Regions from separate parts of the Homo sapiens genome. Here region 2 is linked to region 1. Evidence: chromatin contacts called from ENCODE Hi-C or POLR2A ChIA-PET data. All regions are on one chromosome and are shown on one strand. Each heading gives the region's core, a stretch centred on a gene start or an enhancer-like site at or near the end of the contact. The rest is flanking DNA. Distances are from core to core; before and after follow the strand shown. Region 1 overlaps TEK (TEK receptor tyrosine kinase). Region 2 overlaps TEK (TEK receptor tyrosine kinase).

Region 1 (4,858 bases), core at 1,370-3,869:
ATGTTTAACCTTTCATCCCCTTCATCTGTGAAAAAATGAAAATTGCTGACCTTTGAGGTTTTATGTTTTTAATTAAGCAAAATTTTTTTCTTTCAAATAAAATCTTATATGAAGCCCCCCCGCCGCAAAAAAATAAAATAAAATAAAGTTGAGTAGCTCACTGGGAGTGGGTGAGGGTGTGGGTCTAGAGTCCATTCTGTTGATTTCACCTCTTCCACTCTCAGAAACTTCTGGAGCACCTTTTTAGAACATGAGAAATTACAGTTTCTTTAAACACAGTTTAACATGGCTCTGTCTCTAATTTCTAATGTAATTAAATTCTATAATATGGGTGTTGATTCAGGCCCACAATAATTTCCATAACTATTTTTAAATAAAAATATTCCCATGTCTTAGTTAATGGCTCATTATTCATAGCAATATTGAATACAAGAAAATGTAAATATAAAAACTAGAGTTAAACAACATTTTGAGTTCACCATAATAAGATTTAGTGAGAAGACGCTACTAAGAAAGATTAGATACTGTTCAATATAGAACACAGAAAATACAGTGAGCAAAACATTTTAGAGGATTGTTATGCTTCACTTGTGATGCTTGGTTGTTAACTTGGTAGACGTCATGCCACAATGCCAAGTAGTTCCTTATAAACAAGGACACACTTTTATGCAAACATTGAAAAAGTGTTTGAGGCTGGGCGCATGGCTCACACATGTAATCCCAGCACTTTGGGAGGCCGAGGCGGGTGGATCACGACGTCAGGAGTTCAAGACCAGCCTGGCCAACATGGTGAAACCCCGCCTCTACTAAAAATAGAAAAAAAATTAGCTGGGCGTGGTCGCGGGCACTTGTAATCCCAGCTACTCGAGAGGCTGAGGCAGGAGATTCTTTTGAACCCGGGAGGCGGAAGTTGCAGTGAGCCCAGATCGCACCATTGTACTCCAGCCTGGGCGACAGGGCGAGACTCCGTCTCAAAAAAAGAAAAAGTATTTGAGAGATCTTTGTTAAGGAAAAATAGCATTAATCTCTAAAACTTATAAGATGTATGATATTAAATATGCATCTTGTTTCAGCAAATTATTAGCCTTCATGATAGAAGTATGAATTAAACTATTAATGAATTTGATCAGAGCCTTTTAGATATGGTTGTGATGAAACAACTCACTATCCGTCCCCAACATGATTTGGAGAGGATAGCGCTATAATGTAAGAAAGGGTATTAAGCAGAGAGATTGATATTGGTATGAGCCCAGATAGGATCTGTCTTCTGGCAATGATTCTCAGGAAATGTCTCTATTAGAAAATGTCTTGAGTGGCACCAGATATGCAGTGGCAGCCATGCCTTTCATGGTGTCAGCAGCAGAACTCTTTCAAGAAGCCACGGACCACAGTTGTACTCGTTGTCGTGGAGCCTCTGCTCTATTCTTTCTGAAAGGCTGTTTGGCTACTTTTTTTTTCAGCATTAAGTTTTAACTCCTTTATTTTTCAGCATTGTGAGATAACATCACATTTCCTATTATTAGTTCAAAGAAGAGAGAAAGAGAAAAATGCATTATTTGGATGTAATTTGAAATTTGGAGTAGATATAGGGCTGAAGGATGAGACATAAAGGGACATATATGTCCATGGCTCTTGATTCTTTTCCAGCTGCCATTTTTTTCTCTCTCTCTTTCTGTCTCTCTTTTATTTATTTATTTATTTTTATTACACTTTAAGTTCTTGGATACATGTGCAGAACGTGCAGGTCTGTTACATAGGTATACACATGCCATGGTGGCTTGCTGCACCCATCAACCTGTCATCTACATTAGGTATTTCTCCTAAGGCTATCCCTCCCTGACCTCAGGTGATCCGCCTGCCTCAATCTCCCAAAGTGCTGGAATTACAGGCATGAGCCACCGCGCCCAGCCTCCAGCTGCCCCTTTTTAAGAAATGGGCCATAACACTTTTTTTTACGTTTAATTTTTATGTGTGAATAATAGTCAAATTGTTCAAAAGCCAGTACACACAAGCATATAGGGAAAAGTCTTCCTTTTACCATTGTGCCCCAACTACCCAGTTCCCCCGAATAGGTCATCGTTGTTCTTCTTTTTATGTGTCACCTTCTAGAAATTCTTTAGGCAGATACTAGCAAATACAACTATAGATTCTCATTTTAAGAAAACTAAGCAGGTGATTTTCAAGACTCATCCTAGGAAGCTGGTAGGTATGTCTTCTTATACCCAAAGCTCACATAGAAGATCCTTCTGGTACTGTAAATGGGGTTACAAAGGACAGAGTACTGGCTGGTGGAAGAGGTCTTCCTTAACCGGCATGCTGAACAAGGGTAGCGAAGTATAGTCAAGTCCAGACTCCCAGAGGCCACAATTTCCTTTTCCGTCACTGAAAGTAAAGGGAGATCTCTGAAAGGAGCAAGAGGAAAAAGAAACTAGATACATACCTAGAAATAATTTATACATAGCTTGGTTGTCTTTTCAAATCAACTGCATTTTGTATTATTTCCTAAAGCTATTAAATAAACCACGGCCACTGCCACCGCTGGGAGCTCAGAGCAGATCCTGTGGTTTTGGCAAGACTCTTGACTGGCCCTAGAAATGGGGCTGGATTGAACTGGAGTTGAAAGAATTACAGTGTTTCCTTCCTCTTGATGACTCTTTCTGGAACATGCCTGGAATGTGTGAGTGTGAGAGATGAAGTGGTGTTCACTCAGAGTCAGGCCTGGGTATGTACGTGGAAGGGGAGGTGTGTGCTGGTGTTATTTTTGGAGGCTGTAATTCCACTGTTAGGCTTTGTAGCTCGTCGTCTCTTTCAATGTTTTTACTATCCTAACTTGTATTCTCTGTCCTGAGATCTTAAAAGTTACCAATGAGGCTAGAAGTAAAATGGATGCTTCAAGGCCAGGCTTGGGAACTCATTCTAGTGGAGATTTTCTCCCTCAATCTCATGTAATGAGTTAATATTACAATAAAATGCAGGTGTAACTCCTGCTTACACGAAGACTTGACTTTGAAATTTTTCTTTCTAATCATTCAGATAAAGGTTTAATTTGTACCAAGATTATCCTCAAAACATCACTGAATACAGTAAACACTGGCAATTGCCATTAAAAACAAATTATATGAGGACTTTATATCAGGTACAATGCTTGACATAAGTAGGTGCTCAAAAATTCTGGTAAATGAATATTAGCCTTAAACGCTCAGCAGTCATTGGTCACTTTTCTTTGGCATTTTGTAAAAATTGTAATGTTTTTTTCCCCAAAACATTGGGAATAATGTTTTTTTGCCCCAAAACAGTTAAATATGGGCAAGGAGGTCAGTTCAGACTCGGGGGAGCACTTTTGTTTTTTTTTTTTTTTGAGACAGAATTTTGCTCTTTGTCGCCCAGTCTGGTGCGCAGCACTGGAACCTCTGCCTCCCGGGCTCAAATGATTCTCCTGTCTCAGCCTCCCGAGTAGCTGGGATTACAGGCACCCACCACCACACCCAGCTAATTTTTGTATTTTTAATAGAGACAACGTTTCACCATGTTGACCAGGCTGGTCTCAAACTCCTGACCTCAGGTGATCCCCCTGCCTCGGCCTCCCAAAGTGCTGGGATTGCAGGCATGAGCCACTGTGCCTGGCCCGCACTTTCATTTTTAACCTTATTATTCTAGAATTGGAAGCCGAGCAAATGGATGGACTTCAGTCAGGCAGATCTGAAATAAAATTTGCCCATCCATCCATCCCATTCATCCATACACTCATCCAACAAATACTTAAGTCCTCTATATGTTGAGATTACGGAGAATATTCCATTGTAAACCAATTCCTAAATTCCTCTTCCTATACAGAACATTTGGAGTTTATCATTTAGAGGGAGAGTAAATAAAATAATCACAAATTATGGTAATCTGTATGAATAAAACAGGAGGCCAAATTAGAGGTCAATGGGATGAGAGTGTATAGGTATTATAGATAAGGCAGGTAGAGAAGCCTTCTATGAGAAAGTGGCACTTAAGCTGAGACCCAAAGGACAAGCAGAAGGTGGCCATGCCAAGAGTGGAGAAAAACATTCCAGGCAGAAGGAACAGCAAAGGCTTTGAGGTAGGAAAGAGTATCTTGTATCCAAGGAATCAAAGACCAGTGAGCATTTGAATCCCAGCTCTGCCTTCAATAGCTGTGGAAAATGAAACTAGCTGCTCAATCTTTTGAGCCTTCATTTCTTCATATTTAAAATTGAGATAATGGTGCATACCTCACAGAGTTGCTGAATTTAATGGGTATTCAATAAGATAACATGTAGCTTATTTGAATCACTTCTACACAAAGGTCTCTGAGACTCTAGTTGGGCCCTCATCACTCAATTGATTTTTCTAGTCTCCTGATTGTTTTATGCACATTTGAGAGCCAACCATCACTGGAGCTAGAGAACATTTTCCATCCCTGATATTTCCACATTTAAAGAGGAGAGAATAGACACAGACTCTATCTGCTCATGTTAGAACCTTTAGAAATCAAAAAAGGGAGGGGTGGGGAGGGGAGAGAGAGAAAGAAAGAGAAATAGTGAGAAAATAACATGAGAGGATTTTCTTTTTAAAAGTGTACTTCCTCATTTACAGAACAAATTCATAAAATTTAAAGTTTGGGTAAGGTTTTGTTTTTGTTTTTACATTTGGGGAGAGGGTAAGGTTTGGGGCTAAGTGTTCAGGAAACAGAATAAAGAGAAATGAAATAATAATCACTGAGTATGCAATATATAACAGACAGAGTGGTTGGCAAGTTATGTATTTTATCTTATTTAATCTTTACAAGAATCCTGATGGAGTAAATGAGGCCCTGAGGGAAATGAAGACTTCACTTAGTCACTGTCTGTCA
Region 2 (4,858 bases), core at 1,333-3,832, 39 kb after region 1:
GTTTATGGGTGCTATTTTCAAGGACTTCAGAATGCTTCATTGTAATAGTATGACCATTGCAAATCAGTTTTCTGGTCATTTTGAGCAAACCTCCTAAGCATCTTTTTCTCTCGATAGCTTGATTGCAATCAGTGTACATACTTGAAAACAGTAGCAATTAAATTATTCTAATTGAGTATTCCCCCAATCTGGTATTCCATATAGATTTGTGAGGTTTTATTCTACAAATGAAAAGACAAAAGCACCAGAGCAGAAATGTGTAAGTGGCACAGAAATACACACTTTAATGTGTACATTGTAACCTGGAAACATTTCAAAAGCCTAATTTTCCTCATATTGGGAAGGATGAGGCCTTGAAGATGGAATTGCCTCTCTGTTTCACTAAGACGTAGTTTTGAAAACCTAAAATTAGTTCACATCGCAATAACAACAACCCCGGCTTAAGGAATGTAAGAGAATGCCAACTTAAGTTTCCTGGACGTTTTCTCTTCTCAGTGACAAATGAGATTGTTACACTCAACTATTTGGAACCTCGGACAGAATATGAACTCTGTGTGCAACTGGTCCGTCGTGGAGAGGGTGGGGAAGGGCATCCTGGACCTGTGAGACGCTTCACAACAGCTTCTATCGGTCAGTGGAAGCCAACAGGCATTTATTCATGAGCTGGGTGGGAGGGGGAGGAAGGGGAAAGAGGAAGGAAGACCAGGAAGGGTGGTGGTGGGTGAGTGGGTGGGTGGGGATGGAGGTGGCAGGAGTTCGCTTTTGAATGGGTGGGAAAGTGACAGGAAGGCTAGCAACTTCAAGCCAAACTGTTCCTTTATTTGGGTTGGACTCCTGGTCTGTCTCCCTGGGGGAGGAGGTCTGCAGCACTCTGTAGGGACAGAGAAGGAAGCAGATGAGCCTTCAGGAAGGCAGGGCCTCCCCTAGGAGCTGGGATTTACACAGCAGCAACTGTGCTGAGCTTCAGCTCCTGCATTTTATCACTGGCTTCCTGTTTCCATCTTAAGGGCCCAGACCAGGCTCTTGCCACAGGCATATTTTAGAAGTCCCAGTTTATTTATTTTCAAAAATAATTTCCAATTTTTCAAAGTAATTCATGGTCAGAGTCATGACATCAAATAGAATAAGAAGCTTTTATCTAAAGAACAGCATTCTCCTGCTCCACCCTCCACCTCCCAGTCCTGCTTCCTATAGGTAGCCACTTTCATCTCCTTAAGCTATTTCTTATATTTACCTCCCTTTTCTAAATCAGTGGTTCTCAAACCTAAGTGTCCATCAGAATCACTCAGAGAGTTTGTTAAAAGATGTTTCTGGGCCTCGTCCCCAGAGTTTCGGATTCAATGGTTTTGAGGTGAGGATGGGGCCGGGGTTCAAAAATTTGCATTTCTAGTAGGTTCCCAAGTGATGCTGCTGGTCCTGGGTCCACACGTTCTAGATAACATGTGTAAAATTACTTCTGGACTTCTCAGTGGTGTTTGGTATTGACTGGCCTTCTATTGCGTTAATTAACTCTGTGAAGCCTCCTTGATGCTAACCTGACCTCCAGCTTTCTGTTACCCAGGTACCCTCCATTGAAATACTGGAGTGATCTTTTGTAAGGTTCCATTCCTGGTTCTTTGAATTGTTCACTGTGTATAACCATTCTGTTACTCTCTCTTGGTCAGTACTTTATACTTTCAACTTCATATATATTTGATTTATATCACCTAGGAAAGTAAGAATTATCATCTTCCCTATTTTACAGATTGAAAAGTAGAGACTCAGAGTACTTAATAACAGTAAGATGCATCACCATACTAAATCTTCGGGCTTCATATCTTTGTCTTTTAGAGCCAGGATCTTGCTCTGTCACTCAAGCTGGAGAGTGCAGTGGTTTGATCAACACTCATTACAGCCTCTATCTCCTGGGCTCAAGTCATCCTCCCACCTCAGCTTCCTGAGTAGCTGGGACTACAGGCACACCACCACATCTGGCTACTTCAAAAAATTTTTTTTGTAGAGACGGGGTCTTGCTTTGTTGCCCAGGCTGGTCTTAAACTCCTGCCTCAAGCAGTCCCCCAGCCTTGGCCTCTCAAAGTGTTAGGATTACAGGGATGAGTCACCACTCCCAGTCCAGGCTCCATATCCTTTTGTTTCTCCAATTATTATTTCTACCTAGAATCCCAAAGGCACCAGCTTATTATCCCAGTTCACATATTTGCCTGTGTTTTACTCCATTTACTAAAAGTAGAAGGATATGTTATGATTGAGTGAAAAAACCAGGAAGAACATCCACTTTTCTTCTGCAGAGATTGTGCACCCTTAACAGAAACATCCTTCCTTCACACCACCCACCTAGTTTTTATGTTACTAGCAGCATCCTTAAAGAACCAAATGAGACTCAAAAGCTACTCTGAGACTTATAGAAGCATTACACACAAGTAAGAAATGGCTGCTTGGGGACCCACCTGGTTGTGAATATAAAAAATAAACCCAGAAACTATATAGAGAGGAAAAAGGGACCTCTACAACCATGACCCAAGGGATCCCTGATATGTCATCATGTTACTGCTAAAAGGCAAATGGTAGTTAATTCTCTCTCAAGTCACTGTTGGTGAGTCAAGAGGGGAAGAGCATAAACTGACTCAGATGGAAAGTATTTATGGAACAGAACATAAAACACTTCACAGCCCCACACTGTACTGTCTTCAGCCCTCAGAATGTGTTGCAGCCAGGAGGTCTCTCAGAATATTTCAAAGTAGTTCTCAGGGGTAGGCGGGAAGGGGATTATTGAAGGTTCTTCTTTTCCCATCATTTGAATTTTGCTGCTGTTTGCTTTTCATTTCGTCTGGCAGTTGCACTGTTTATGTGTGTTGATTGAGATGGTGAAGGCCAGGGAGTCCGGGAGGGGAAGGAAGAGAACACTTTCTGAACATAGTGCAGAAAGGGGCAGACAGGGAGGCGTATGGGGTAATCATGTTCCCAAAGGGCGGGAAAAGGGGAAATGACTATTTATTGAGTTACTCTTCTGTACCAGGCACAGGATTAGGAGGTGTAAATGTATTCTCCAAAATATCAACTCCCCATTCTCCTTTGTCATTGCAAACCTGCCTAAACCACTCTGGGTGGCTATTTTGGAGGTTAAACTTCAGAGGTTAACAAGAGGAGATGGCATCACCTCTCTCCATTTGCAAAGGTTACAGAGAAAGGGCCATCAGACCTTTTGCATAATGCCAAGAAAATGCATGCCTAGCTGCTGGTTCTCACTAGTCTGAGGGTAGTCAGAACCAGGCTGGTGGGACTTAATTCCCAGTAGATGGAAACAGACCCTTCCTCTCACCTCGAACCAAGAGTAAGAGCAGTGTTTCTCAACCTTTAAAAAAAAATGTATTGCTCATCCCCAGTGAGCTGTTTCAGATACGTTTATCCTAGTAGATCCTGCCTCCCGTGAAATTTTAATACCACAGATATGCTCTATATCTGTTTCTGTATTATGGTCCTCTGTAAACAATTGTAGTAATCTGAAATTTTCTCATACACTAAGAACAAATTTTTTTGCCCCATAGGAGTGATTGTGTCCCTACTGAGAATGCATGAATTAGAGGATCTCTATCCTACGTTTTGGAAGGACTTCATATCTGGAATTTAAAAATCAATTTACTATTATTAACTGAAAACACACTATTTCCTCCTTTGTCCAGTGACATAAGACATCTCGAAAGAAGGAAGGGAGGGAGGAAACCAGTGTTAATAGAGCCCCTAACACCTTCCAAGCATTTTCACATCCATTTTCTCACTTATTACTCCTGAGTCTGGAAGATGGATATTTTAATTTTATTTTACAGGTGAACTTGGAGAGATTATGAATTTGCCCAAGGTTGCAAAAGTAAAGTGGCATGTTCCTGTCTCTCTGATTTTAAAACCCATATTGTTTCTATTCAGTGATGTCTTGGTAGCCCAGGCTCCTGTGGGTGATTATGGCCAGGCATCACGTAGTCATAGCGGATACCTTGATGTGATCAGAGCAGGAATAGGCCTGGCCCTGCCACCACAGCTGTATGATTTCTGAAAATCTTGCTAAGGGGAAGGAACCCCTAAATTGCTTTACAATGTATTGCTCAAAATGGTAACAGAAACGGTAAATACTCTCCCATAATCCCATAACCTTGGCAAATCTACTGTTTTGATTTTTATCAGTTTCCTTCCTATCCTTCACCATTGTAGACATAACTTTTAGCATGCCTACATGTACTTGAAGTCTCTTTATTGGGCTTTCATACTTATCCTAGTTATCTATTTTTCCACTGAATGGCTATATCATAATTTATTAAAGCAGTTTCCTATTTTGAGTGTTTAGGTTTCTTCCAATTGTTTGCTGTTATAAATAATGTAATGAATCATTTTGGTAGGGAAAAAAGTATCATATGGGCCACTTGCTTGTGTTTCTTTGATAGCTTATGAGGTGGTATCTTATTCTAGAAGCCAAGGTTACTCTTAAAAGGTGCCCTTTAGCGCTGTCATTGACTCCACCCTTGTATTAGTCTGTACTTGCATTGCTATAAAGAAATACCTGACACTGGGTAATTTGGAAGAAAAGAGGTTTGGCTTTTTACCAAGCCAAACAGTAAAAACAGTAACCATTGGCTCATGGTTCTGCATGCCGTATAGGAAGCATCTGCTTTTGGGGAGGCCTGAGGGAGCTTTTACTCATGGCAGAAGGCAAAGTGGGAGCAGGCACTTTGCATGGTGAAAGCAGGAGCAGAAGAGTGAGGGGGGGCGGTGCTATACACTTTTTTTTTTTTTTTTTTTTTTTACTGTTTCATAATTTATTTATTTTTCCATGGAAATTATTTAACATTTTATTTTCTGACAAAGCTCC

What was found. Hi-C counts contacts between places; a loop is a spot of excess contacts on that map. ChIA-PET counts read pairs that join two places held with the same protein, here RNA polymerase II (POLR2A). Pooled maps may share reads with other maps.
Region 2: a map of endothelial cell of umbilical vein shows a loop between it and region 1 (4-fold over the local background). The contact joins two enhancer-like sites. A Hi-C loop is called at or near these places in 7 of 168 maps with a recorded cell type or tissue (Right ventricle myocardium inferior, aorta, ascending aorta and 4 more) and 6 of 50 pooled maps. POLR2A ChIA-PET finds 5 or more read pairs at or near these places in 2 of 52 experiments (MCF 10A and PC-9).

Annotation. Positions count from the first base shown.
Region 1 is chr9:27,152,477-27,157,334 of GRCh38, forward strand. The region is part of intron 1 of TEK (TEK receptor tyrosine kinase); the gene reads left to right. Among named protein-coding and RNA genes, the nearest start is that of TEK, 46 kb to the left of the region's middle. Within about 2 kb of position 2,620, at least 3 of the 41 ENCODE cell types and tissues checked have a DNase peak (open chromatin) inside an H3K27ac peak, as active enhancers do; they include endothelial cell of umbilical vein, where a contact is called at or near this core.
Region 2 is chr9:27,191,994-27,196,851 of GRCh38, forward strand. TEK (TEK receptor tyrosine kinase) reads left to right here. Exons shown (of 23, transcript NM_000459.5): 11 at 496-630. Among named protein-coding and RNA genes, the nearest start is that of TEK, 85 kb to the left of the region's middle. Within about 2 kb of position 2,583, at least 2 of the 41 ENCODE cell types and tissues checked have a DNase peak (open chromatin) inside an H3K27ac peak, as active enhancers do; they include endothelial cell of umbilical vein, where a contact is called at or near this core.